Regions from separate parts of the Mus musculus genome. Here all the other regions are linked to region 5. Evidence: chromatin loops called from intact Hi-C (ENCODE). Cell type or tissue: left cerebral cortex. All regions are shown on one strand. Region 1 has its middle 15 kb from the start of Gm38996. Region 2 has its middle 210 kb from the start of Gm34052. Region 3 has its middle 28 kb from the start of Gm38996. Region 4 has its middle 94 kb from the start of Gm38996. Region 5 holds the start of Vstm2b (V-set and transmembrane domain containing 2B). Region 6 has its middle 92 kb from the start of Gm51479. Region 7 has its middle 8.5 kb from the start of Gm34052.

Evidence for each region. A loop is a pair of places that touch in the nucleus more often than their neighbours do. Peaks named below come from ENCODE experiments on the same cell type or tissue, not always from the same donor. Only the 100,000 strongest peaks of a DNase experiment are listed, where the experiment ranks them.
Region 1: a loop joins it to region 5, with 2.4 times the contacts of the local background. A loop is called at or near these places in 7 of 42 quality-filtered maps.
Region 2: a loop joins it to region 5, with 6 times the contacts of the local background. A loop is called at or near these places in 5 of 42 quality-filtered maps.
Region 3: it touches region 5 in a loop (2.8-fold over the local background); 3 of 42 quality-filtered maps call a loop at or near these places.
Region 4: it touches region 5 in a loop (2.1-fold over the local background); 6 of 42 quality-filtered maps call a loop at or near these places.
Region 6: a loop joins it to region 5, with 13 times the contacts of the local background. A loop is called at or near these places in 4 of 42 quality-filtered maps.
Region 7: a loop joins it to region 5, with 2.7 times the contacts of the local background. A loop is called at or near these places in 5 of 42 quality-filtered maps.

The regions. Positions count from the first base shown.
Region 1 is chr7:40,308,968-40,312,967 of GRCm38, forward strand. No RefSeq gene overlaps it. Among named protein-coding and RNA genes, the nearest start is that of Gm38996, 15 kb to the left of the region's middle. In left cerebral cortex, a CTCF peak has its summit at 1,796 (motif pointing right); a DNase peak (open chromatin) is centred at 1,772.
Region 2 is chr7:40,070,433-40,074,432 of GRCm38, forward strand. No RefSeq gene overlaps it. Among named protein-coding and RNA genes, the nearest start is that of Gm34052, 210 kb to the left of the region's middle. In left cerebral cortex, a CTCF peak has its summit at 2,260 (motif pointing right); a DNase peak (open chromatin) is centred at 2,255.
Region 3 is chr7:40,322,007-40,326,006 of GRCm38, forward strand. No RefSeq gene overlaps it. Among named protein-coding and RNA genes, the nearest start is that of Gm38996, 28 kb to the left of the region's middle. In left cerebral cortex, no CTCF peak of the experiment used is centred here; DNase peaks (open chromatin) are centred at 2,029, 2,435 and 3,530.
Region 4 is chr7:40,388,138-40,392,137 of GRCm38, forward strand. No RefSeq gene overlaps it. Among named protein-coding and RNA genes, the nearest start is that of Gm38996, 94 kb to the left of the region's middle. In left cerebral cortex, a CTCF peak has its summit at 1,830 (motif pointing right); DNase peaks (open chromatin) are centred at 290, 772 and 1,907.
Region 5 is chr7:40,899,188-40,903,187 of GRCm38, forward strand. It overlaps Vstm2b (V-set and transmembrane domain containing 2B), which reads left to right and starts at 91. Exons shown (of 5, transcript NM_021387.3): 1 at 91-262; 2 at 817-1,001; 3 at 2,063-2,092; 4 at 3,243-3,714. The coding sequence starts at 181. In left cerebral cortex, a CTCF peak has its summit at 2,153 (motif pointing left); DNase peaks (open chromatin) are centred at 330, 853, 1,524, 2,198 and 1 more place; H3K4me3 peaks cover 3,152 bases; H3K27ac peaks cover 2,028 bases.
Region 6 is chr7:40,799,550-40,803,549 of GRCm38, forward strand. No RefSeq gene overlaps it. Among named protein-coding and RNA genes, the nearest start is that of Gm51479, 92 kb to the right of the region's middle. In left cerebral cortex, a CTCF peak has its summit at 1,954 (motif pointing right); a DNase peak (open chromatin) is centred at 1,955.
Region 7 is chr7:39,853,036-39,857,035 of GRCm38, forward strand. No RefSeq gene overlaps it. Among named protein-coding and RNA genes, the nearest start is that of Gm34052, 8.5 kb to the right of the region's middle. In left cerebral cortex, no CTCF peak of the experiment used is centred here; no DNase peak of the experiment used is centred here.

The DNA of each region.
Region 1 (4,000 bases), 590 kb before region 5:
TGTCCTGCTCTGAGTGTTGCACCCTTACTTTTTTATGTGTCTCTCGGCAGGTGGTGCTCTCCCTCTGGACTCAGCTTGCCCCCTCTTCCACCAAGTTTCAAAAATCTTGTGTTATTCCAGAAAACAACCCAGTTGACCACCTTGACGCTAAGGCAAAGCCCCCCCCCCCTCTTTTTTAGATTCCTAATACCAATTTTCATGAAATGGATTCTGCAAGTATCCACCCAGTGAATAAATTCATATCTATGTGGAAGGAAATGCATTTAAGAAGACTAACATCAGACCCTATATCTCCCTCCTACCAACTAATGAGAACCGGATAACTGGGAGGCATAGAGGGACTTTGTGCTCACAGATAAGCACTAGGGGACCCAGAAATGTTAAACACTCTATTTAAAGAGAGAGATGTATAACCTGTTTTCTACTCAGAAGGCTTGGAGCAGATGTGGTTAATAGACTGGTGATCTTAGTACTATCTGTGTGGCTGAGACCACAATAGATCCTTCTCTAGACTCTTATCATAAGCTTGTTTTTCTCAGTTCCTCTAAAGAACCCATCCTTATGGAAGCTGTCACAAGTGTTTCACAAAAAAATTGGGGCTGGAGAGATAGCTCAGTGGTTAAGAGCACTGACTGCTCTTCCAAACGTCCTGAGTTCAAATCCCAGCAACCATATGGTGGCTCACAACCATCTGTAACGGGATCTGACGCCCTCTTCTGAAGACAGCTACAGTGTACTTAGATATAATAATAAATAAATCTTTAGAAAAATTTAAAAAATGTTTTGATATAGTTGTCTCTTAAGCTTTGTTATGCACACAGGATTGAATTATTACCAGAAAAAAACTTTCATCAAGTTAGGTTGTGCTTAAATAGGTCTAAAATAACTATTTGTAGTCAATTTCTGTACTGCGATGTGTTGAGCCCAACTGCCTTTTGCCTCCTGTGGACTACTACCCTGCTGGCTGTGGTGTTTGCAGATCCCCTAGAGGGGCAGGTAAAGGGGATCTTCACATTTTGTTCGATTTTAATTTCTTTTAAATGGTTTTTAAATTGTGTGTGTACAGGAATACGCACATGTATGCAGATGCCTATGGTGTTCAGAAGACAATGTAAGGTACCATGCAACCAGAGTTACAAGCAGCTGTGAGCCTCCAAATGATGGGGCAGCGAATACTCCACCCATATGCTACACAAACAGTCTAGAACACAGCTCCAATTGAATCCTGTCTTGCTCATCTGCCCGAAAAAATGTCATGTTCCTGAGAAAATGCTGTTGGTCACATGATTCCTTCTAAGAAACAAGTGTCTCCACACCACTTCCAAAGCTTCCATGAAGAAAAGTAACAATGAAATACTTGGCCTCCAGTTTTTGTTTGTTTTTGTTTTCTCCTTGGAGACAGCAGTTGTGAGCTAAAACTGCCTCCCTCCATAGCTCATGGCCTGGACCTTTGCCAGGCTCATCTAATGGACAGTGATTGCATACAGATGAGGCCTGACCCCCAAATGTAGTCACAGGAAACCCTAAACTCAAGGAGACATTAGACACAGAGCTACGACCTCACCATCACCTGCTTCTCTTGCTGGGCTCTGGATGTCAGCCCCTCTACCCAACACCTCAGTCCTGCTGTTTTGTAAAACCCAAGAGGTCTTCTAATGTGTTTCAGTGCTGAATGTAATGCATGAGTCTACACATTTTAAAAGATTAATCAATTGATTTTTGTATATGAGTGGAGTTTTTCCCGTGTATACACAGGTATTCCAAGCGTGTGCAGTGCCCATGGAGGCCAGAAGAGGGCATCAGATCACCTAGAACTGGAGTTAACAGAGGATTGTGGGAGTCATGCAGGTGCTAGAGGCTTAATCTGTGAGCAGCAAATGCTCTTAACTGATGAGCCATGACTCCAGCCTCCATCTTAGACATTTAAAAATAATTTGCTTCCTGGTTTTTGAACTCTTACCATACTGAAATCTCTTCCCAGGTGGAAATGTAAGGAATGTTTGTACCTTCCCCTAGAGTCCCAACAACAAACTGAGGAATGACTGCACACAAGTTTACTCTAGAGAACCAATGAAATTATTGGGCTTCCTTACAAAGAATAGGTAAGGGGTTGATTACAGGGGTGTGGATGTTCCTCCTACAGGCTGCACCTGAAAAGTCTTTACCCAGCAGAGATGAGAGCTTCCTCCTGGTTGCAAAGATGGATTTTACTTCCTCTAACTTTCCTAGCGTACTTATGTTGACTAGTTTTATGTGAACTTGACATTGGATATAGTCAAGTGTGGGGAGGGAACCTCAGTTAAGAACCTTCATAAGCTACAGAGACAAATTTTGGAGCTGAGACAAAAGGATGGACCATCTAAAGACTGCCATATCCAGGGATCCATCCCATAATCAGCCTCCAAAATCTGACACCATTGCATACACTAGCAAGATTTTGCTGAAAGGACCCAGATATAGCTGTCTCTTGTGAGACTATGCCAGGGCCTAGCAAACACAGAAGTGGATGCTCACAGTTAGCTATTGGATGAATCACAGGGCCCCCAATAGAGGAGCTAGAAAAAGTACCCAAGGACCTAAAGGGAACTGCAACCCTATAGGTGGAACAACAATATGAACTAACCACTACCCCAGAGGTCTTGTCTCTAGCTGCATATGTAGCAGATAGCCTAGTCTGCCATCACTGGAAAGAGAGGCCTGTGATGGTTTGTATATCCTTGGACCAGGAAGTGGCACCATCTGAAGGTGTGGCCTTGTTGGAATAGGTGTGACCTGGTTGGAATGGGTGTGTCACTCTGGGTGTGGGTATAAGATCCTCACCCTAGTTGCCTGGAAGTCAGTCTTCCACTAGCAGCCTATGAAGACATAGAACTCTCAGCTCCTCCTGCGCCATGCCTTCCTGGATACTGCCATGCTCCCACCTTGATGATAATGGACTGAACCTCTGAACCTGTAAGCCAGCCACAATTAAATGTTGTTTTTACAAGACTTGCCTTGGTAATGGTGTCTGTTCATGGCAGTAAAACCATAACTAATACAGAAGTTGGTACCAGGAGTGGGGTATTGCTGTGATAGGCCTGACCATGCTTTTATTTGAAAGAATGTGGATTTTGGGACTTTGGATTTGGAAAACAGTGGAATGCTTCAAATGGGGCTTAATTCGTCATCCTAGTAAGAATATGGAAGACTTTGTTGCTGGGAGTAATTTGAACTGTGTTGACCTGGCCCAAGAAATTTCAAAAGAGAAGAATTTCAGAATGTGGCATAAAGACTGTTTTTGTGGTATTTTGGTGAAGAATGCGGTTACTTTTTGCCCTTGTCTGAAAAGTCTGCCTGAGGCTAAGATGAAGAGACTTGGATTAATTGTATTAATTGCATTGACAAAGGAAGTTTCAAAAAAGCCCAGCAGAGACTCTGTTCTCTGGTTAAGTCTCACAAAGAGAAGTTTGAACAAGCATAGCAAGCTTAGAAAGGCCAAATATAAAATATATGGTTCGAGTATTAAAGGCATACCAGGAAGTGAAATGGAGCAAAATCCTGTGTTTAGGAGATAACAGATTAAGGGAGTGGGACCTTGGGGCAAGATCCTACCCAGCTAAATTAAATCTAGGTATAGTGGTACACACCTTTAATCTCAGGAGACAGGCATGCTGATCTCTGCATTCAAGGTCAATCTACAGAGCAAGATCCAGCATAGTCAAGCTTAGGCAGTAAGGGATTTGGAAAACAGAAAGCCAATGACAATGTAATAGCATAAGCAGGTCATGTTGTAGTTCCTGTAAGCAGCAGAACTCTGCAGCTTCAGCCACGTGGCTCTGGCTCTAGAGTTAAGAATGGAAGGAACTACTGGGACAATTGGTGCTGGTTAGCTGGAGCTAAGAAATTATCAGTGATTAAGAAGAGACCAGCATCACTGAGGTGAAATCTTCTGGGAAGTGTTTTCTGGGAACACAAAGAAGCTGTGTGCCTCTTTGTACAAGGTTGCCAAGGTTGTGCCTCT
Region 2 (4,000 bases), 830 kb before region 5:
TACACTTCTTCGGATTCTTCTTCTATGGTGCATGCAGTATCTTCATGAGTACACTCCACTCAACTGGACTAAATGTAGTATATTGGTCTGGGAAGGGCTTCAGGAAGTATTGGTTAGGGGAAGGTGGCTGATGCACAGGTATCACAGAAGTCTCCCTGGGGACTCCAGAGGACAGCCACAGCAATAGATCCTGCATGTCTAAGTTGTTTTGGTGTTTTTCTTCATATGTTTTGAAACTCTCTGAGTTAGTGCATTGATTAGGTTTGAAATGCTTTCTTTGAAAGTCAAATATTTCGGCAGAATAGACTTTTGTTTGAAGTCTACGTTGTCACTCACAGCTACTTCAGTTGTGACATCAGAATGGTGATAGTTGTTGCCGTTGTTATTGTTGCTGTTTTAAACGCATCAGAGCGCTGAGGCATATGACTAACCTGAGCCACTCTTACAGAGTTACTGGACTCCTGGCAGAGCTCAGTTAGAGTTAGAGATGAGCTAGAGAAAGTCCAGTGTGGCTGGCATGTGGCTAGAGACTACAAACATGTGAATCTTTGCATCTTTCTGGCTCCTTACACTGTGAGACCAGAAAGCCCTGCTACTAGCCCAGTCATTCCAAAGCAAGAGCAGGGTTGAGACATATCCAAACCTCCACATCTATCCTGAGACTAGCAGGAGTATAACTGCTTCCTCCTTGCTCTGGGTCTGCATGTCCCAGTGCATCTAAGCCTTACACTCTCACTTTCACCACCCCTGAGATAGTCATGTAGCCTGGTGGCCAAATTAAAGGTTAAACGTCCTCTCTCCCTACAAAGATATGTCCAAAAAGCACCTGGAATTCCTTTTCATGCAAATGAAGCATTACCAGCCAATAATGTGCACTCACCCCTAAAACCTCTATCTATTCCCCAAGGTTTATATACGCCTTCTTACCCCCAGTAAAGGGGGGCTGTTTCATTGAAAATTATCTCCAGAGAAGGCTATTCCTCCTGCATTCACAACCTCTGAGATCCTATGAACCCACTCACCCAGATAAGCTTCCTTTCTTAAGTACACCAGTTATGTAACAGTGCATGGATAGCCCAAGGGCAGAAGCAGACCTGGGCTGCACTCTACTAAAGCCAGGACTGCCTCCAGAAGAGTCTTACACTTGAGCTCACTGGTGGAGTCATCCTAAAAAAAAGTGTCTGTCTTAGTTACTGTTCTCTTGCCACAACAAAACACCATGACTAAGGCAATCGATGGAAGACACATTTAACTGAGGGATGACAATTTCAGAGGGTTTTTCCATAATCATCATGGTGGGAACAGCCAGGCTGAGAGCTTAATTCTGATGCAACAGTAGAAGAGAGAGAGACAGAGAGAGAGAGACAGAGAGAGACAGAGAGAGAGACAGAGAGAGACAGAGAGAGAGAGAGAGACAGAGACAGAGACAGAGACAGAGACAGAGACAGAGACAGAGAGCCTGGTACTGGCTTTTAAAGCCTCAAGCCCACCCACAGTAACACATCTCTTTCTACAAGGCCATGCCTTCTAATTCTTCCCAAACAGTTCCATTAACTGGGAACAAAGTATTCAATCTCATGAGCCTACGGTGGCTACTCTCATGTAAACCATTAGAACTACCACAGTCTCTGAAATTCGCAGATCTCTTGTGCTTCCTCCTACTTAGAAGGTAGGGTTTTGAACCCAGTATATGTTCCCATAATCCCTGCTTCTCCTCATAAACAGGTTGATTTGTCCTGTTTTTTTTTTTAACTCAATCCTCTCAGGTGAGAGTTTTTAATCACTTCCCCCTACTCCTCCTACCCCCACACAACACACACACACACACACACACACACACACACACACACACACACACACACACACACACAAACACACAACACACTCTAGAGTAAGGGTTTACTCTACAGAAGAACAGGCAGAGAACCGCAGCAGTATTCAGTGCACTTCTGACGGATGCTGCTCCTTGTCCATTGGTCTGCATTGCAATGTAAATTTCCAAGCTCAGACTTTTGTTTTGTGTTGGTTTTGGTGAACACACTTTGGGGTTTATGACCTGGGGAAGGAGCTTGCAGGGCAGGTGATCTACTTAGCTTCTGTCCTCCCCCAACCCCTCCTCACTGCCCCCCCCCCAAGATGTTTCAATCACCACTCCAGCTCACACAGAACACCCAAATTTGTGAATGCCTGACTCAACCCAACAGGGTCCACTCCTGGGAACAAGTGTTCCTGTCTCCTCTGTCCTCCAGATGGCACCCTTGCCTCAGATACAGTGTCCAGTGTCTACTCTGAGTTCAGCAGTTGCAAAGGGTTAAACATAAGTCAGGAACTGACATATGTGTTCAGTGTTATTGTTGCTGTTATAAGGGAAAGGGTGCTTCCAACCTTCCGCTAGATTGATAGATGGCAGAGTATGACTATTACACCCCAACCCCCAACTCCCCACCCCGAATGGAAGCACCTCAGTGACTGTTCCAGGGCCCAGAAGGCCTGGAGGGTGGCATCTGGAGTAGTTTGAGAGCCATCTTCAAGCACTGAAGGCTTGGTCCACCTCCAGTTCTTACAGAGTTGTCCCCAGACAGATTGTACTTTGTGCAAGTGAGCCTCCTTTGCTCAAAGTGGTCTACAAGGTCCCACTGTGCCTGGTTGGCAGTAGAAGAGCTAAGGGATGGCTTCTCTGATACTCTGATTAAAAACAGACAGACAGGCAAACAGACAGACAGACAGCCATCTTCACACACCAACCTCTTGTTACAAGTTATGGATTTCAGAATATCTGCCCCTCACTCTGAGTGGTTCTTAGGTCATCATTCTTCCTTCTTACAGAAGTAGGGATATGATTTCTGTTCCCTTTTCCAATGTCAGTGAGTTTTCCTAGGGCTGTCAAGGAACTGGATGTCCTTTGCTTTTTCCCACATGCACAAATGCTTTGTTCCTAGGGGAAGAGAGGAGGCAGGCCACTCACCAGTCTGTACTGATGCTCCCTGTCAGTCTACTCCAGGTTTTATGAGAGCTTGCTCGAGCCCCTCTACCTCTTCCCTCACAGTTCCTAGTGTAATTCGTGACAGAAAAGCCAACAAGCATTTGCTCTTCCCTTTTCCCACATTTGTGACACATGGGAGCTTCTCCAGCCACCAGTGCACAGATACCCTCAGCTCAGCTATTCTGGTGGGTTTTACCCATGGCAGTTGGCTATTCTGCTTCCGCAAGCCCATGTCCATGTCTCCTTTCTTTCTCTAGGCACTTATCCCTTCTGAGATTCCAGGGATCTGGTGATGGCAGCTGACAGCTCTTAATAGTTCTGAGAGGAAAATGGAAGCTGTCACAGCACATTTTATAAAAGTATCTATTTCTGTAACCACTACCCACCAAGAAATGCAATTTTTCCAGCACCTTTCACTAGTTAATAATCCCACTGAGATAATCACGACGCCGGCCATCAGTAGTATGACCCTTTGTGCTAGCTACATTTTTGTCATTGTGACAAATCTACAAGAGAACTACTTTGAAGAAGCAAAGATTCGCTGGGGCTTAAAGCTTCCAAAGGTGCAGAGCCTGTGATTAGCTGCCCTACCTTGTTGGGGGCTTGACGTGAGGCAGAAATCAGGGTAGATAGAGTGTCTGATGGAAAAGGCAGTTTGCCTTATGGAAGTCAGCAGGTAGAAATGAAAGATAAAGGACCTGGGATTCACATTTCCTATGCATGCCCCTTACACCCACCCACCCACCAGCCGCTAAATCCCATGTCTAACCTTTCCAGCCCTCCCAATCACACTACCAGATTCGACTAGGGGAATTAACCACATCCCATCAGGGGAATTAATCTATCCCTGAGGCCAGAGCCCTCTGGATACAATCACTTCCCAGAAACCTAAGAGCTGCCAGTCCTGCTCCCAAATGTCCTGGGGGATGGGGGAGGGGACATTTCCTATTTAAACCATAACACCTGCTTTTGGATTTCAAATCAAAATCCACATACCTACCAAATTTTTGTTCTTTT
Region 3 (4,000 bases), 580 kb before region 5:
TAGAAAATGTCAAGTAAACATTCATGGGAAGAAAGAAAAAACAGGAAGACAACACCTTTGATGATAGAATCAGAGGGAAGAAAGAGTGAGGAAAGTCCAGCATATGGTTTCTATTCTGGTCCCTGATGGTTACTGCAGGAAGCTCGTGATGATCTATCTTGGTTGTCATCTTGACACACATGGAAAGAGGGGATCCTATTTGAAAAATTGCCTGCATCAGACTATCCTCTGCACATGTCTAGGAACATTGTCTTGATTGCCACTTGACGTAGGAGGGCTCAGCCCACTGTAGGCAATACCATCCCTATGCAGGTGGACCTGGATTATATAAGGAAGTAGCTGAGCATGAGCCTAAGAGCCAGCCAGTAAGCAGCATCCCTCATAGTCTCTGGCACAGGTTTTTGTCTTGAGTTCCTTCCCTCAGTGAAGGATTGTGACCTGAAACTATAAGTTGAACTCAACCTTTTCCCCCATAAGTTGCTTTACTTATGATGTTTATCACTGCAAGAGGAGAAGCAATCTAAAACAAAGCTTTAAAATTTGGTTGGAAGGAGGTCCCCCATTAGTATACTCTTTGTAGTCATGGAACCTTGTCATTTAGTACTTATCAAGTCTACAAAAGGTCAGCTGACATTGACCATCTGTACTGAGAGCTGAAAACACACTCTCACGATGATGTGAGCTCATATTACCCACCCCAGCTGTAGTTATAATGTGGAAATCTTTCTATGCATCTCCGTTAACTGTCCTTTACAATTCACTTTTGTAAATTGTGTATCACTTTTCTAGTTTCATTCCTAGTGGTCCACTTCAATCTGTTAGGCCCCACCTTAAAAAGGTTGGGACCCTTCCCAAAACAGCACCCTCAAATGGGGACCAAGTATGAGCCCATGGGGGACATTTCAGTTCCCTTGGATCATTTCATTTAACCAGTGCCCAGCTTTCTGATCTCCTTTAGGAAAACCCAACACAACGTGAAAAACTCCCATAATACTATTTTCTTTGAAGACCAATGATATTCTAGTGATTTCTTTCCTAGCTATGTCAGAGATTTTCAAATGCTCTGGTTCAAAATCTGAACAAAATTTTTTAAAGATTCCTGCTCACCTGTCTCCAGTCTTTGGTTTGTGAATACTGGAGGTAGAGATAAAATGCTTAAGCCCTTGGCTCAAAATGTCCTTAGAGAGTTGTTAAAATGTCCTATCAAAAATATTTTATAGCCCAGGGCTAGGAGATGGCACAGAGGGTGAAAATGTTTGCCAAAAGCCTGACAGCCTGAGTTCAGATCTCCTCAACCCAAGTGAAGCTCTGCATGTGATGGAGTCTATCTGTAATGTCAGCCCTCCTGTAGTGAGATAAGAAACAGAGACAGGGGGCTGGTGAGATGGCTCAGTGGGTAAGAGCACCCGACTGCTCTTCCGAAGGTCAGGAGTTCAAATCCCAGCAACCACATGGTGGCTCACAACCATCTGTAACAAGATCTGACTCCCTCTTCTGGAGTGTCTGAGGACAGCTACAGTGTACTTACATTAATAAAATAAATAAATCTTTAAAAAAAAAAAAAAAGAAACAGAGACAGGAGAATCACCTGAGAGCTCTTAGGCAGGCTAGCACAGCAATGGATGTAGGAGACAGTTGATGTGATAAAATACTTTCACAAAGAAACTTAATGACCTCAAAGTGTGGTCTATCATTGGAGAGGAAGCAAGGTAGCAGGAGTTTATGTCTTCAGCATCTAGAAGAGAGCAAGGAATGCATGTGGACAAACTGGTGCTCAGTTCCCCTACTCCATTTTATACATCCTAGGATCTCCACCCAGGGAATGGTTCTTCCCACACAATTAAGATGGTCTTCCAACATAATTCTAGTCATCAAGGCAGTACCTCACAGATATTCTCAAAGGTTTGATCTTAATCCCTTACAGGCATGCTAGGAATATTCCCTCCTAGATGAGTCAAGATTCTCTCAACAGTTAACACTGTCACACACTCCTACACAGCGTATTTCATAACCTATGTGCTAGTTAGTATTTTTGTCCACTTGATACAAGCTAGGGTCATCTTGGAAGAGGGAACCTCAAATAAAAAGATGTGTGAATTAGATCGGTCTGTAAACAATTATGGGAGGCATTTTCTTGACTAATAGTTGGCATGAGAGGGATCAGCCTACTGTTGGCAGTTTTGGCCCTAGGTATATGGTCTTGAATTATATAGAAAAACAAAAAAGCTAGCCAACCATAGAAAGCAAGGCAGTAAGCAGTGCTTGTCAATGGTCTCTGCTTCAGTTCCTGCCTTCAGGTTTCTATCTTGAGCTCCTGCCCTGACATTCCTTCAGTAAACTGTAAGTTGAAAGAAAAGCCTTCCCTCTCCATGGTACTTTTTTACTGCAATAGAAAGCAAACTAGGACACCTGCCTTGGAAAATTATAATCAAGCAAATTTGGAATGAAGTAGATTCCCAAACAGGACATTTCTGGGTACATCTGTATCACATGGAGGCCATCTGGAACACCACATGCTGTTAGGATCAATCTTTGAGCTACTATATTTGTGCTTGTTCCAACCCCATGAGGGCTGTGTGACCACATCTCCTTTAGCATGTGAGATGGAGACTGGATCTGGACCTCTGAGAAATGCAATTGGAGTTAGTGTGGGCACCATAGCAGGCAAAACCCTTCTTCCATACCTTGGTCAACTTTTCAGAAATTAGAAGGTCTTCCCAGAAGTATCTGATGTTGACTCCTTGCCTATCAGGTTGAAACAAAAGACAGAAGTTCATGACAAATCAGAAAACAATAATTTGAAAAATAAACAGAAAGGCCCGTGCGCTTAGAAAGAGACACTTACAGAATAGTCTTATTAGAACCATCATTCAATAAGAGTACAAAATATTTGGTATTTTTGGTGAAACTAGCCTTGGTGAAGGCTAGACTCATTCTAAGCTAGTTAGACCTCAAATGTTCATCTTCTTGTGGTGCAGACCAGCAGCAAGGAGCTTCACTGGTACAGAGCCAGATTCATCTCTCTGCTATTGCTGGGCAGTGACTGCTTTGCAGACCCTCAGCTCAACTCATTGGCTCATTAAATCCTCACCGAAGACCAAGCTTTCCTCCCATTCTCAGTCCTTGTCTACCTGACATATGGTGAAGGTTTAGGCAAGGTCATCTCCTGAACAGAAGAGGATCTTTGATTGGAATTAGTTTTTCTGAATACTCTGTTGTCACTATGCTGTGGCAGAAAATTCTCAGAGGCCACAGAGCTTGAGCTCTGGGGGAGGGGTTATCCAGAGGTAGACTTCACTGTCCTGCCCTTGAACCCTTCTGTGGAGAAGAGATGAGTGCAAGAGGCATGACTCAGCACATCCCTCAGTGGCCTTGCCTTACTCTTCCTCCTTCTCTTGGGATGGTCCCTGTCATGGTGTCATGATTACTACCTTCCTATCATTATCTCTGTTGCTATTAATATCACATGAATAATTCAAACAGTAAACTTAGAGGCGCCTGGCTCCTCTTCTGCCCTGGGGAGCTGCCAAAGATAGCTCAGCCCCTGGCAACCATGTAGCTGCTTGGGGAGGGCAAGAGGCTTGCTAAGAGGAAGCATCATTTTCTTCAATTGCGCATCTTCTGATTGTGTACTATGTCACTGAGAGGATGGGGAGTCTCCTTATAGTGTTAGTCCCTCGTTGTACTAGAAGCCAGGGGAGAGCATCAGCCCTGTTGGATGGCACTGATGTCTGCTTTCAGGCCAGCAGGTTAGTTTTTCCTCATGATTTTTCAGATAAAAATCTGTTCAGGGCTGGGTGGGCCTGGGAACAGTTAATGGGAACCCTTTTGTTATGAATCTGGTGGCAAGTATTGGATACCCACTAGAGAAATCTGTGAGAAGCCATCTTGAGATGATGGATAGTCTGCTGTGGCTTCTCCTAGACCTCTATGCAGGAGGAATAGCCAACGAAAGTCATCACAGTGTGTGTTTGTATGTTGGTGGTGGTGGTGGGGGGGG
Region 4 (4,000 bases), 510 kb before region 5:
GTGGGGTTAGGCAGCTGATCTGTGACTGAGATGCAGCACTTACTTTAGTTGGTTTTGAAACAGACTCCTTCTGTGTAGCCCAGGTTGACCTTGATGTCACTATGCTCTCAGCCTGGCTTCCAAATCTTAATCCTCTTGTTCCTGCCTTTTGAGTGCTGAAATGATATGTTGAAGCACCAGCCCTAGCTATAGAATGTTCTCTTTGAAAAACTGCTGAGTCATTCTAGCAGCGAAGGCAAGCAACGTGTCACCTCAGAGCCACGGGCCACACTGTCTCTTCCTGTGGGCGCGTGTGGATATTTCAGGGTCTAGCATGAAAGTGTGCTATACATTATTCTGGGTGGGTGCCATCTTCACACTTCAGTACAAAGTTACAGAACTAGGAATGAGGAAATGAGGAAAAACCAGACAACTTCTTCACAGTCATAGACCCGGATGTTCAGAGAGGCTCTCTCATATTCTATAACCGCTGAATGGCGGGCAGTCTTGGTACACCCTGGTCTACTCAACAGCCCCAGCTCCCTGGGCCTCAGTAGCCTTTAAGAAGGTAACCTTCAACCACTGATGCCAACTGCTACCTCCTGACACTCATAGGACAAACCTCTCTTGGAATATTCTGACCCTGTGCTGCTTCTATGCACAGAGAAACCTGTCTTGGAGTAGTCTTTGGTATGTGCACAGGCTCAACTCTATGGATGGAACTCATGGAGTCTTTAACCTCCTCTGTGCAGTCCAGGGTACAGAGCTCAGTTAACACAGCTAGCACAATCCCCACAAATGGAGGCATGGGTAGCTCACACAAGACTTGAGCCACCAAGGGAAAGGAAATGGACAAAATTGAACCGGTGAGGGTTTGTCTTTTTTCCTTAGAGAATGCCAAGGCAGCCTGAGCAGCCAGCTGTATTTCTCAGGAAACCAAGCATCTTAACAACATTTCTCTTCTCCTTCCTTGCTGCCCTTCTTTGGAATATTTCCTGTTTCTTGATGAAATCTAGGTTCCCACATAGTCAAGAGTCTTTCAGCTCTGCTCTGGGCTGTGTCTCCCACGACTAGGAAACCTCCTCTTGTGTTCTGAAGCAACTCAGGAAAGTGTGAGACAGAGCCCAGGCCTGTGGTTAGATGTGCCCTCTCCCACTGCTCCCCACCAGTGGTCCTGAACTAGAGTGTGAAATAGGAAAGGGGCCTTGTTTCTGGGAGGAGCAGAGCTAACTGGACATTAGGTGATTATTCTGGAAGCTCAGTATGTATGTGCCAGAGGCAGCAAACAAGAAAACGGGTGACGTGGCTTGAGAGGTGATAACGATGTGTGGCGATCTCTGAAAGACATCTTTTTGAAGTCAAACTGAAATTTAAAGAATAAAACATAGCAATCAGCCACTGTGTGTCAGAGAGGGTACCAAGATCTGCACATATTTATTTCATTTAAGCATTATGACATTATTATAAGGCTTTTATAAAGCCTTACTTAATGGTGATCGAGTAATAAGAATCACAGAGGCTGAGTAACTTGTCCACTGTCACAAAGTTAAAACATAGGGGAGATAGTCTTCCTTCCTTCCTTCCTTCCTTCCTTCCTTCCTTCCTTCCTTCCTTCCTTCCTTCTCTCTCTCTCTCTCTCTCTCTCTCTCTCTCTCTCTCTCTCTCTCTCTCTCTTTCTTTTCCTAGCATTTCAGTGTGTAGCCTTTGGCTGGTCTGGAACTCACTGTCTAGGTAAGGCTGGCCTGGAACTCAGAGGTCCGTTTGCCTTGTCTCCCTAGTGCTAAGTCTAAAGGTTCACCAAGTCTTTGACCTCTGAAGCCTGGCTATGGGTCCCTGCCTTTAACCTAAACATGACCTGCCACTTGAGGGCACTCTGTCAGCAGACAAACACCATCTCCTAGCAAAAACAAGCACTGCCAAGACGGTGGGTGAGCTTGTTCCTAGGGCTTGCTTGGTACCACAGATGAGCATTGAATTTTCTTACTTGCCCCTTCCATGGCTTGTGACCAGTACCCTGAGTCAAATATAGACATGTCCCTAAGAATCTAAATTCTATCCCCTTAGAGGCTACAATCCGTCCTCCTATTCTTCCATAAGACTCCTCAAGCTTCAACCACTGTTTGGCTCTGGGTGTCTGCATCTCTCAGTCAGCTGCTGGGTGGAGCCTCCCAGAGGACAGTCATGCTAGACTTCTGTCTGCAAGTATAAGAGAGTACCATTAACAGTGTCAGGGACTGGTGCTTGCCCATGGGATGGGTCTCAAGCTGGGCTGGTTATTGGTTGGCCATTTCCTCAGTGTCTGCTCCATCCCCCATCCCTGCATTTCTTGTAGACAAGATATATGTGTTGTTTGTTTGTTTGTTTGTTTGTTTGTTGAGACATGGTTTCTCTGTGTAGCCCTGGCTGGCCTGAAACTCTGCAGACCAGGCTGACCTTGAACTCACTGAGATCTGCCTGCCGGTGCCTTCCAAGTGCTGGAAATAAAGTTGTGTGCCACCACAGCCACCACCAGCAGTTTCTTCGTTGGTAAAATGCAGAGACTGGAGGCTCTCCCCAGCATAGTCCATGCATCAGGTGGACGATGACAGCCTCCACCCAGAACAGACCTTCCATGGTTAATTTCCCACCTCTGTTGCTGCTTATTAACATGGGACTCTGTATAGAAATTAGGTTCTCAGTGAGAGAGCCCACTTATAATTTACGAACTTTTGCCATACAACATTCGCAAAACAATTACATAAAGATTAATTAGCAAATTCCCGAAACAGTAGTAAACAGCAAAGTAGTTTAATTAAAACCATTATCTCCAAATCTGAACGTTAATAACAGTTGTAGCCCAGGGAGGATTATAGACATGCAAGCTTAGGGTGGCAGCAGGGGAGAATATCCTTTCATCCTAGCATCCAGCCTGCCAGAGCTGGGTGTCTGTGGTTCTGGCTAGTTTCTCCCGAGGACTCTCTGGCTATTGTCCTTGAGGGGGTGGGGAGCAGGATAGGCTGTCCAGTCTCTTTGAGGGGCTTCTGTGGTTGTGGCTTTTGGAGACCAGTGCAGATAAGCCTGTTAACAATTGCCTGCCTCCAACAAAAGGCCTTTCATCTTCAAAAGCGGCAGCAGGTGGTTCAAACAATAAGACTTTCTAGAGAGGAAGTCATGAAATCTGGAATTATGGGAAAACACCAGCAACAATGGCTCTTGTCTTTCAGAAAATACTGGTATACATTATTTTCTGAGCCCAGACCCCCTATCCTGAACTGTGAATTAAGGAACTAGCAAAGGAGCCAGTGAAAAGGCAATTTAATCTCAGCGACTGTTCAGTGAGCATACACCACCAGCTCCCAGGTTGCCCCAGGAGCCTTGAGGAGAGTCCATCTTTATTCCTAAGCTGAAGGAACTGAGTAGCCTCTAAGAGGTCTGCTCCATCCCTCTAGGTCTTATCTGCTTTCTTTATACACTCACAGATCCCCTTTGGTGGTCTGACAACTATAAACACTTAGCCCACTTACTTAGGACACTGTGATCAGTGTGAGTCCAGCATGAATCGTTATACAGACTGGGCTGATTGCTTTCTCCAAAGTGCTTTGAATGGATGAATCCCAACTCAGCGCAGACACTTAGTTGATGGCTCTGGGACTCTACCCTGAGGAGCAGCTGCTAGGAAGAGTCAGAGCAACCAGAAGACACCACACAGACTGACCTGCTCTTCTTTCACCCCGCTGGTGAGTGAGTGTATATGCACATACATATCCACCCTTCAGGGTCCAGAGAATGTAGGGAGTCTGCCTCTATTACCCTATTCTGCATCTTCTTAAATTTAATTAAGTAAGAAAGTCATTTTTGAGACAGGTCTCATCATGATCCACCTGCCTCTGCTTTCCAAGTACTGGGGTTAAAAGTGTGTTCTCACTATGTCTGATGTTTCCATGTTAGTTTTTGAAACAAGGTTTCCCATGGGACCTGCCTTTTAGGCTAAGCTAGCTGGCCAAGGAGCTCCTGGCATCTTCCTGTCTCCGTCCGGCAAAGG
Region 5 (4,000 bases):
CAGCCGGCAAGGAAGCTGGGCTGATTGGCGGCCGCCGGCGGCCAGGGGAGGGGGCGCCGTGCGGGGCCATGGCAGGCTCCGAGGCGTCCTAGCCGGAGCTCGAGCCGGAGCCGAGCCCAAGCTGCCGCCGCCGCCGCCTCTCCGCGCCGGGCCCCCGCCGCCGCCGCAACCCTGCGGGAGATGGAACAGCGGAACCGGCTCGGCGCCCTCGGATACCTGCTACCTCTGCTACTGCACAGCCTGCTGCTCTTCGTGGCCGACGGTGAGCGCGGGAACTTCGCGGCCGCGATGGGCTCAGGGGACCCTTTGCTAAGGCCACGGAAGTCTGCCCGCTGGCCACCGCGGAGGAGGAAAGGAAGCGGCAGGCTTTACGGTCTCCAGCAATTCGGGTGTGCAACCCAGGCTGGGAGTGGGTAGGAGCACGAGCGCAGAAGAGGGTCTCTGCAGCTGTGGCGTCCGCTTAGGGAGTCCTTTCACCCAGTCCCCGCTAAGCAGAGGAGGCCTGCAGCAAGCCAGAGTTGGCGCTTCCCAGCCCAGCTCCAGTGATACGGCCCTACCTCCCCTAAACCCTGCACGACCTGGAGGGGAGTAGCCTGCAGCAAGTGGCGGACCCCCGCTGCCACCTTTGCAGCTGCTCCCTGAACTTTGCTGGAGCCTCTCGCCCAGGGTCACTTAGTAGCTGGGGACAGGAGTGTGGGTGAGCCCAAGGCCCGGTAGCAGGAGACCGACCGCCTCAGCCTCGGGTAGCCCCAAGCTCTCCCAACCCTACCCCCACCTCGCCTATCCCCTGGTCACGCCTCTCTCTCCCGCCCCCAGCTACATTCACCGAAGTCCCCAAAGATGTAACCGTGCGAGAGGGTGACGATATCGAAATGCCCTGCGCGTTCCGGGCCAGCGGAGCCACCTCTTACTCGCTGGAGATTCAGTGGTGGTACCTCAAGGAGCCTCCCCGGGAGCTGTTACACGAGCTGGCGCTCAGCGTGCCGGGCGCCCGGAGCAAGGTAATCCGCTGCCCTTCGCTGCACCCGTGCTTACCCGACTTCTTCCAGTGGAAGTGAGGGGTACCTCCACAGGGCGCTGCCCTGTCGCTCAGCCACCTCCCGTCCTCTGTATCTCCACAGTATTGACAAAGTAAACGGATGTCCCCGGATGCTATAGGTTCTTTATCACTCTTTCCCCTTCTCGCCCAGCCCCTGAAAACCTACACACACCTGGCCCAATTTTCCTGCTCATGCAAGCTAGCTTTGGGACTATACTCTGATGGGTGCTAGCGTGAGAAAAAAAGCAGATCACTTGATTCTGGCAGGCTCTCTTCTGCCACTCTGGGGTCCCAGGGCCAAGGAGTTCAGCTCCTTCAGATTGTGTTTATGTGGTAGAGAAGAGGGTACTAGAGCATGGTAGCCAGCAGGTCACTCACCTCTAGCTTCCATAGGGTCTGAGAAACAGCTCCACCCTCAGTGGCTGGAATACTTTACAACCTGCCCCATAGCTCACACCATCATTTACACACCCACCTACCTACAGTGTCCCCAGAATCCCACTCAGTGTTCCTGTTCTCATCCTCCTCTGGCACGTATCCACATACCAGACTGTCAAGGCCTTCATGATGTTGGACCTTCCATCCAGTGTTCGGTTCCAAGTGGAGAATTTAGAGGAAATGATGAGGTCCCCTTGGCTGTCCAGCATCCCCACTCTCCCAAGCAGACAGGTGTGTATGGGGCAGCCACTCCTCAGCCAAATGGTTTTAGCCAGGAAACCTACTTTTCTCTTGGCGCACTGCAGGAATCCTAATGTATTTGGTACCCTTCGCCATGCCACACCTCAGGCATGTCAAACCCCAGCTCACCTGCAGAAAGTATCCTTGTCAAAGACAGGTCAGAGGTTTCCGTGCACAAAAATGTCAACAGCTTAATTTCATAATCAATCAATTAATATCTCTGTCCCTTCCTCCCTCTCTCCCCCCTCCCTCCCTCCCTCCCTCCCTCCTTCCTTCCCTCCCCGCTCGCTCCGTTCCTTCCTCTTCCTCCCCCTTCCTTTCTCCCTTTCTCTCTCTTCATTTTAGGTAACAAATAAGGATGCAACTAAAATCAGCGTAAGTGTGGAGACCAGCGTGGGCCGCGGGAGACCCCTTCTGGCCGCTTCGCGCCCCGCAGCTCCCTCCCCTTTAGAAAGCCTCTTTCGCCGAGCCATGCGGAGCTCTACTACCACTGGGGTGTATTGTGGGCTCCTTGGCGTATCTGGGCGCCATCTGTCGCTAGTAGAGGGATTAGATTGTCTTTTGTGTAAATTAAGGGTCCAAATCCAAGTCTCACATGATACTTACCAGTAAAACACAACTTCCTCTGCACCACGCGCTCAGGGACCTGGAGAACATCTGCCCTTACCTTCTCTGCTGTCATTTCTTACAAGACCTCGAGCGAGCATGACTTCTTGCTCAGGCTGCGTGGCACTCCAGCTTCCCACCCCCTTCCGCCCCACTTCGCACAAGCGTTAGGCTTGCCAGGAGCACCCTCCACTCAGACATCTCCTTCTCCTTGGGTGACATTGTTAAGTGCTCCGGGGGTGAGTGTCTTTTGCAGTCAAGGGGCATGGGGTTTATAACACTGGAGCATGGAAATAGCAGGGATTGAAAACAACCAAATCCTCTTCGAGGGTCCTGATTAGAGGTCAGGGCTTTTCCCGGTGTTCGGTGAGAGTTCCCTTAAGATTTCCACCATGCCTGAGAGAAAGAAGGATTTGTTGAGGCTGTTAACAAGTGGTCAGTCCTAAATGACAGGGCAGGACAGGTGTAGTTGTGCATCCTACAGGCAAGATGGACACATCCCAGGTGCTCTGAGCTTTAAATAAATGTGAATGTGATTTGGGGTATATGTAGGATAGCCCCAGAGCAGTTAGCTTAGGCTTTTAGGTATAGGAAGGATGTGGATAATTAGCCTCATATAGCCCCAGCCAGAAATTTCTTGCTAGCTGTGGAGTAAAGTTCGATCCAAAGGGACAATAAGCAAGAGTAAATGTGAGATGAGATGGCTGGGAAATTGGGACCCAACACCGTGCACTCTGCAACAAGGTGTCCAGGCAGAAATAAGAGCCATGTGCCACTAGCAAGATGTATTGGGGTGTTAGGAAATACTGGGATTGGATGGTAATTTGGCACAGTGATAGCGGAGCTGAGAGCCCAATGGTGTGGGCTCACTAAAGGTGTGGCGCCCAATGGTCAGACCTCTAACAGGGCTGTTTTGCAGACCGTGCGAGTCCAGGGCAATGACATCTCACACCGGCTTCGGCTGTCCGCCGTACGATTGCAGGACGAAGGTGTTTATGAATGTCGCGTTTCGGACTACAGCGATGATGACACTCAGGAGCACAAGGCCCAGGCATTGCTGCGTGTGCTATCGCGCTTCGCGCCGCCCAACATGCAAGCTGCAGAGGCAGTGTCCCACATTCAGAGCAGCGGCCCGCGTCGCCACGGAGCCTCCAGTGCTGTCAGCTCCAACAACGCAGGCGCTGCTGTCCGCACCACCTCTGAAACCAGCCACGATGACAAGAACCCACCTCCTGGGAGCCCTCCCGCTGGATCAGGAGTTCCTGAGGCCGCCGCTGCCGCTGCCTCCGCGACCCACACAGCCACCACAACTGCTGCTGCAGCTGCTGCTTCTTCATCAGCATCACCACCATCAGGGCAGGCTGTCCTTCTGCGCCAGAGGCACGGCTCCGGTAAGGGCAGGCCCCAAAGGGGTTTTGCATGCCCGGTGGAGAGGGAGGTTAGCAGCCAGTACATCAGCAGCGCTAGATAGCTTTATTGTAACAGCAGTTGTGTGCGCCAGAAGCATCTTTTCTGCTGTGCCTTTCTGGTGTTCTCTGAGCTTTTTCCCAGTCTTGACTCTTAAAGGGTTTGAGCATCCTATCAAGTATATTCATAACTCAGCGGGCTGCTCTGCTTGACACTGAGGCTGGGTTGTGAGGTTGTGTGGTTGCTCTCTCGGACAGCATTGAGAACTGT
Region 6 (4,000 bases), 100 kb before region 5:
AATGGAGTGCTTGGAACTGCAGAGTAGGCACTTCTAGGCAGCAACTAACTGCATATATGCAAGGGCCCATGGAATCTCTACCCGCGGCTGCATCTGCTTACATGGAATGAATTGAACTGCAGTAACAAACATCCCCAACATCTTCAGGATGTCTAGCACAATGAAGGTGTTTTTGTTGTTGTTGTTGTTGTTGTTAGTCTGTTTTTCTTTTTGTTTATAACTGCATTATCTATTAGGTTCATCTGGAGGACCTTCTGGAGTTCAGGCTAATGGAGACTGTCTTGACACTAGACAGAATTCAGTAAAGCATGCACTAGTTTCGAAGCTTCTATTGAAAGCAATTCATATCTCTTCCCTCCACACCTCATGAGCCAGAACCAGTCACAGGGACCTCTCTACCCTGCCGAGTGCTCAAGGAGCAGGAAATTGGTCACACTCGGTTGTGTCGCAGACAACCACCGCCCTTCTTATGTCACTACACTGGAGAATATGGGACGATGGTGACAAGAGTAAATGTCATTTAAAGCACACGCTGTGCCAGAGTTTTCCACACCCTTTGCACACAATAACTCCATCATTGTCAACCCATGTGGACACTCCCCCAAGCACAGCAGGTTAAGATTAAGTCTTCTCCTTCTGTCCTGACCTACAAAGGACTCCAGCCACAAGACGTAGCTTCTCTAAGCTCCCCTCCCCCATCTGTAAGACCAGTGATAAAAACCCTACCCAGTTTCCTCCCTCACAGTCAGAAATTGATCCCAGCTGGAGAGTCTTCAGGGAACCTTCCCCACCACAAGGTGAAGAGACTGGAAGAAGCACCCTGAATTTCATTTTATATTGAGAGGAGACCTGGGGGCACCTTGCCTGATGAATGGGGAACTGCATCGTATTAACAGTCTGCATAGATGTCAGAATTTCAGAAGGTTAGGGGATGGACAGGCCATTGAAAGCTTTGTATTTTGTCAAGACAACAATTATTTGTAATCATCGTCATTTCACAACAGAGAGGGCAACATAAGGCCAAAGACATGGAGAAGGTGTAATTTCAGAATAAAGGAAAAAGTACAGCCTAAATTAAATAAATATAACTTTACAAAATATCATTCATGTGTGCTTTCCTCACTTCACTGAAAATCAGGGCAAAAGTCAGGGTATGACCAGCCCCTGAGAACTGGCAGTCTCACCGTGGATGGCAGGCAGAGGCTTTGTGGCCACAGCTAATGAGTTCCCCTCTACTAAGTAGGCATCTGGTGTCAGCCATGAGTAACTGATGAAGCATCACAGGTGGAAGATCAGAGGCAGGTCCCCCATAAATCACCCATGACCCCCTCATCCATATTTCTATGCCACCCTCCCAGAGATGGCTTAACTTCAGGATGATGATGCTTCATTATCTCCTGAGTCACTCAGACACTGGGACAAAATCTCAAAAACATAGGAGGAAAAATGTGGGTGGGGGTTGGCTCGGAATTTCAGAGGTTCATATCTGGTGTTGGCTGTTTGCAACACTAGATATTTCTGGGCCTGTGGTGAAGCAGAGCATTATAGTAGTATAGGGGGCTGGTTTTTCTTATGGAAGACAGGAAGCATCGAGCAGGAAGAAAGAGGCAAGATAAAGATCTCAAGAGTCTTGCTGGTAGAGATCAACTTCCTCCAACTAAACTTCAGTGTCCACAGTCCCACCCAGCCCAGTAGTATACTCAGATGTTGAATATGTCAGCTCATTATCCCACTGATCAGGTCAGTGCCCTCTGATCTGTCTTTACAAATGCCATCATAGGCACAGCACACCTAGAAATGGGCTTCAGTAGCTTCCTTGGCCACTCTAAGTCATATCAAGCTTAGCCATTACAACCTCTTCACAAATCCCTTCTCTGGCTTCTCTGATATCTCAGGCTCTGGGCTCTCCTAGAATCCTTGGGTTGGGACTATCCCTTGCCTTCCTTGTGGACAGTAGGTGGCACTACTTTCTTTACAGAACTTTCCCCAAGTCCCTTCTCCTTGATTATCCGCTCTTGGCTAAAAGGCCATGAAGAATTGATTTATCAAAACCTTAACACTCAGATGCAGCAGACCCATTTCTCATGGTAAGAGTTGTCTGAGGGCTGCCACTTTGATGACAGAGTGGAAGCAGACGAATCCTGCCCACACCATGCTAATGGTCTCAAGGTCAGCCTGCTGCTTTCTGCTTCCTCCAGGCTTGCACTAGTCGGGCACAGTTAGTGTACATGACACTATAGTCTGAAAGAGGAGCCAGTGAGGTTAGAGCTTCTTGGAAGGAGCTGGGAGGAAGACAGACCTGGACATACCAGGCACATCATGATATCAGCTCTATTTCCATCCTCCCAAGCAGTGATGGGGGTTCTACTGGCTTATGCAAATGAAGAGCCAGGTGTGAGCAAACTCAGCGGCATAGAAAGCTTCCCCTTTCTACTTCTAGTTACAGAAAATGTTGGCTTGGACTGGGTACCATCTCTGGTGTAGCTCATAGATACTCTTTGTAGGCACCATGGTGAGATCAAAACAAAATATAAATAAAACAGGTCATCTTTCCTAAATGAGCACACAACCTTGTTGGAAACTGAGGATGTAGTGAGTGACCTGTGCACAGTGCTGCTGTTCTCTGAGAGCCTTTGGTCCATTACAGAGCACAGGCTTACAATCAACTCGTTTTTGCTTCTGGCTCTAGCTTCTCTAAGTGCCTGGTCTACCTGTGTTTATCACAGTATCGTGGTTAAGAGTCAAGTCCTGCCCATATGAGAGATCTGCGTTTGAACCCTGGCTCTACCGTTCATGAGGTCTGAGATCTCCCACAAGTGTGATGATTAAACTTGACTGTTAACTTGATTATAATGAGAAATGCCTAGGGGATTGGTAAAGCACATCTCTGAGTGTGTCGGCATTTCTAGAGATAATTAGATCATGAGGGCTCTGCCCTATGAATGGATTCATCCCTTGATGGACTCATAATAACATGTCATTATTGGAAGATGGTGAAGGGGAGGAGCTTTAGGAGAAAGTGGGTCACTAGGTGAGGGTTACTTGGATCAACTTCTCTCTCTAGTCTCTTCCTGCATTTCACTCTCTCTGCTCTGTCTGAAGGACATCTTCCTCCACACACTCCTAACATGCTGTTCTGTTCACATCCTTGAAGCAAGCTAACCAGTAGACTGAAGCCTCTAACGTCGTGAGCCAAGGATATTCTGGCTCAAATCTTTCTGTTGCATATTTAGTCACAGTGATGGTCTAGTTTGCTTTCTGTTGATGTGACAAAACGCTAACCAAAACCAGCTTCATCAGGAAAGAGTTTATTTTAACTTATAGGTTATAGCCCATTGTGGAGGGAAGCCAAGGCAAGAAGCTTGAAGCAGAAATCACAGAGGAATATTGTTCATTGGTTCACTCCCAGATTCACAGTCAGCTGTTTCTTGTATACAGACAGCCTAGGCCCACATGCCTAAGGAAAGTACCACTCACAGTGGGCTGATATCAATTAGCAAACAACAATGTCCCTGAAGACAGAGCTATAGGCAAATCCAATTGAGACAGTTCCTTAATTGAAGTTGCCTCTTGACAGTGTATGAAACTGTAACAAAACTAACCAAGACATTAAGAAAAAGGTAGTTAACGCAGAAAAATGGGTCAACTTCTACAATGAAAAGACTATTCACTGATAGTGAATTGTTGGATGTTTGGTGGGGTTTGCAGCTCCTTTGCTTAGGGGAACAGTTTGCGATTACTAACTCTGTACTAACACAGGCAAAGATGAAGACATATGCCACCAAGCAGTGCTCTCGGGCAGAAGCTTCACTCAGGACCGAAAGGAACCTGGTGTTTGTTCATGACTTGAGTCCAGAAATCTTATTGCTGGGGAATGAACTCAAGGAATGGGCATGGGGTTTAATTAAATGGGCTTCAAAACCAGGTTCAAACACAAAATGTGTGGAGTCCTGAGTCAAGGACCAGCAACAAGTGGGGCAAAGATTTGGGAGAGGAACAT
Region 7 (4,000 bases), 1.0 Mb before region 5:
CTGACTCAGGTTCTTTTTCTGGGGTGTTCACATGTTCATGACTTCACAAATGTATCATTTTTCTTTCATATTTCTTTAAATACATAGGTCCAATATACTAATCTTTGCAAGTCTGGCATATTTTACACAACTTGATAATGACACAGCTCTTTTTATTGTCCCCAAACTGGCCTAATTTCACCCTCTTTTTGTGGCTGAATTTGAATTACATCATACACACACACACACACACACACACACACACACACACACACACACATATATAAACCAACCCATCACCAGGGAGATAATTTCAGGAGAGCCTGAAATGAAGAAACTGAATCAACCATTGCCATATATATATATATATATATATATATATATATATATATATATATATATATATATATATATGCGCCACAGTTCCTTTATTCATTTATCTGCTGCTAGACACCTAGGCCATATACCTTGCTAATACCTTGGGTATTGTGGAAAAAAAATGGATGGCTTTGTAAAATTAATGTGTTTCTTTCTGTAAGGGCATGCTAATCTTGGGAGTATTGGTGTGGTTTTAGTACCTATGTTAATATGGTCTATTATTTTATTTTCAATAATAATGGAAGAACTGACAAATCATGAATGGCTGATGAAAAACAAGTGACTTATTCACATATGCATGCTGCAGAGGAGAGGGTGCCATTCATGCTTCTGTTTCTTCCTGGCCATCTTCAGACTGCTGCTTGAGAGCAGAGAAATAATGTTAGAGAGATTGGAAGAAAGAATGTCTCAGCTCACAGCATTTGTGACAGCATGTATAAGATCTGTGTAAGCTCAAGCCAAACAACAATCCCAGCATGGAGAGGGGAGGTGGGTATGAAGTTCCACCTCAAGCTTAGGACCTTTTGGCAATTGACTGCTGTCTTAGTTAGGGTTTTACTGCTGTGAGAAGACACCATGACCAAGGCAACTCTTTTAAGGACAACATTTAGTTGGGTCTGGCTTATAGGTTCAGAGGTTCAGTCCAGTATCATCAAGGCAGCAGCATGGCAGTGTCCAGGCAGGCATGGTGCAGGAGGAGCTTGGAGTTCTACATCTTCATCTGAAGGAGAAGACTGTCTTCCAGGCAACAAGGACAGAGGGTCTTAAAGCCCACACCTACAGTGACACACCTACTCCAACAAGACCACACCTACTCAACAGGGTCACACCTTTTAATAGTGCCACTCCCTGGGCAGAACATATATAAACCATCACAACTGCTGTTAGGAGAAGTAGAGTCAGTTTTATTTAAGAGTGAGGGCCCTGGTAGTTCAATCATGCGCTAGTGGAATGTCCTGTAAGAGTATAAGGGCAGGACAAACTACTTGATAGGCTTGAAAAATCAAAAAGGGCACAAAGTTGGGTGGGTGGATCTGAGAGATGTTGGGGAAGCTGGAAGAATATGGTCAAAATACATTGTACAAAATTTACAAGGAACTAATAAAAAAAGGAAAAAACTTTTTTTTTAATAACCAATGAATTTTATGTCTGAGTCTCAGTATGAGGTGTGAATACTGGTTGTGCAGCTGTCTATAATACAGTAGCTAAGTTCTGGTCTATAAGCGTCTCTGTTGGTTTACTCAGGGGCAGCCTGTGACTCGCCTGCTGCTACTTCCCTGAAAGCTTCTGCCAAGTGTGGCTGGGCTCCTAACATAGAGAAGAAAGCCAGTACGAGGGAGAATTGCTATTAAATAAAGATAACAAAAAGAGATGCTATTCACTTTATATTTAAGAAGGGGTATCATTAGGGAGAGGCACAGCCACATTTCTCAGCTCTAGTTATCTATGATTTTGATGGTTTTTAACTTAAATTGTTCACAGGATATACCTTACAATCAGTCTTGAGTAAAGTAAATATAAAAAAAAAATGGAGTGAAGTGGCCAGGCACTCTAATCCCAGCACTCGGGAGGCAGAGGCACGTAGATCTCTGTGATTTCAAGGCCAACCTGATCTAAACATCAAGTTCCAGGATATCCAGGCTTATTACACAGAGAAACTGTCTCAGAGAACCAAAGGAGGAAAAATGCCGTGAAGTTTTAAAATTAAGGTTAAAAAAATATAAATTTATATATTGGTCCCTGATCTTGTTGCTGTGACAAAATGCCTGATGAAAACAATTTAAGGAGGGAAGATTTATTTTAATAGTTTGGGGGCACAGTTCACCACTGTGAGGGTGAGGTAGCTGGTTGTATTATATATGCAGCCAGGAGGCAGAGAGTGATACACGCCTGAGATCAGCTGGCTTTCTCCTTGTTTTCTTTACCATGGAGTCTGGGGTTCAGCCAATGGGGTAGTGCTGCCTACATTGCCAGAGGTGTATTGTAAATGTTTGGAGTCATAGTGGGCTTACACTTGCCTGAAACAATCCTCATTTGTGATTGAAGATGTAAGGTGGGTATGCTTGAGAATGTGGGTACGTGAGTAATGCTGACAAAAGTGAAACTCTTTTTTTTTAATTGGATATTACCCCCACCCCCCACCCCCCACCCCCCAATGCTTGCTGCTCCCTGATGCTAAGCAAGCATTTATTAGGTTAACACTCTTGTTTGGTCTGGCTCTTTTTTTTTATTAGGTATTTTCCTCGTTTACATTTCCAATGCTATCCCAAAAGTCCCCCATACCAACCCCCACAATCCCCTACCCACCCACTCCCCCTTTTTGGCCCTGGCGTTCCCCTGTACTGGGGCATATAAAGTTTGCAAGTCCAATGGGCCTCTCTTTGCAGTGATGGCCGACTTGGCCATCTTCTGATACATATGCAGCTAGAGACAAGAGCTCCGGGGTACTGGTTAGTTCATAATGTTGTTCCACCTATAGGGTTGTAGATCCCTTTAGCTCCTTGGGTACTTTCTCTAGCTCCTCCATTGGGGGCTGTGTGACCCATCCAATAGCTGACTGTGATCATCTACTTCTGTGTTTGTTAGGCCCCGGCATAGTCTCAGAAGAGACAGCTATATCTGGGTCCTTTCAGCAAAATCTTGCTAGTGTATGCAATGGTGTCAGCGTTTGGAAGCTGATTATGGGATGGATCCCTGGATATGGCAATCACTAGATGGTCCATCATTTCGTCACAGCTCCAAATTTTGTCTCTGTAACTCTTTCCATGGGTGTTTTGTTCCCATTTCTAAGAAGGGGCAAAGTGTTCACACTTTGGTCTTCGTTCTTCTTGAGTTTCATGCATTTAGCAAATTGTATCTTATATCTTGTGTATCCTAAGTTTCTGGGCTAATATCCACTTATCAATGAGTACATATTGTGCGAGTTCCTTTGTGATTGGGTTACCTCACTCAGGATGATGCCCTCCAGGTCCATCCATTTGCCTAGGAATTTCATAAATTCATTCTTTTTAATAGCTGAGTAGTACTCCATTGTGTAAATGTACCACATTTTCTGTATCCATTCCTCTGTTTAGGGGCATCTGGGTTCTTTCCAGCTTCTGGCTATTATAAATAAGGCTGCTATGAACATAGTGGAGCATGTGTCCTTCTTACTGGTTGGGACATCTTCTGGATATATGCCCAGGCTCTTTTAAACATCTCCATAGGTGTTCTTGCCCAGTGTTGCCTGATTTGTTGAGGCTTTTGAGCTTTAGCCAGAGAGAAGTTTAAAGCAGCGTGCTGGTTAGTTTTTTTTTTTTTTTTTTTTGGTCACATTGAATCAAGCTAGCGTCTTCTGGGAAGAGGAACCTCGGTTGAAAAGAAGTTATGTCACCACCAGACTGGCCTTTAGTCTGTGGGGGCATTTTCCTGATTAATGGTTGATATGGGAAGGCCCATCCCCATTGTGGCCAGTGCCACTCCAGGGCAGGAGGTTCTGGGGTGTATAAGAAAGCAAATGTAGCTAGCCAACAATCAGTGTTTCTCCATGATCTTTGTTATAGATCCTGCCTTGAGTTCCTTCCCTGACTTCACTTCATGACGGACTACAGGTTATAAGATGAAATAAAATAAATCCCTTTCTTCCTAAATTCCCTTTAGTCAA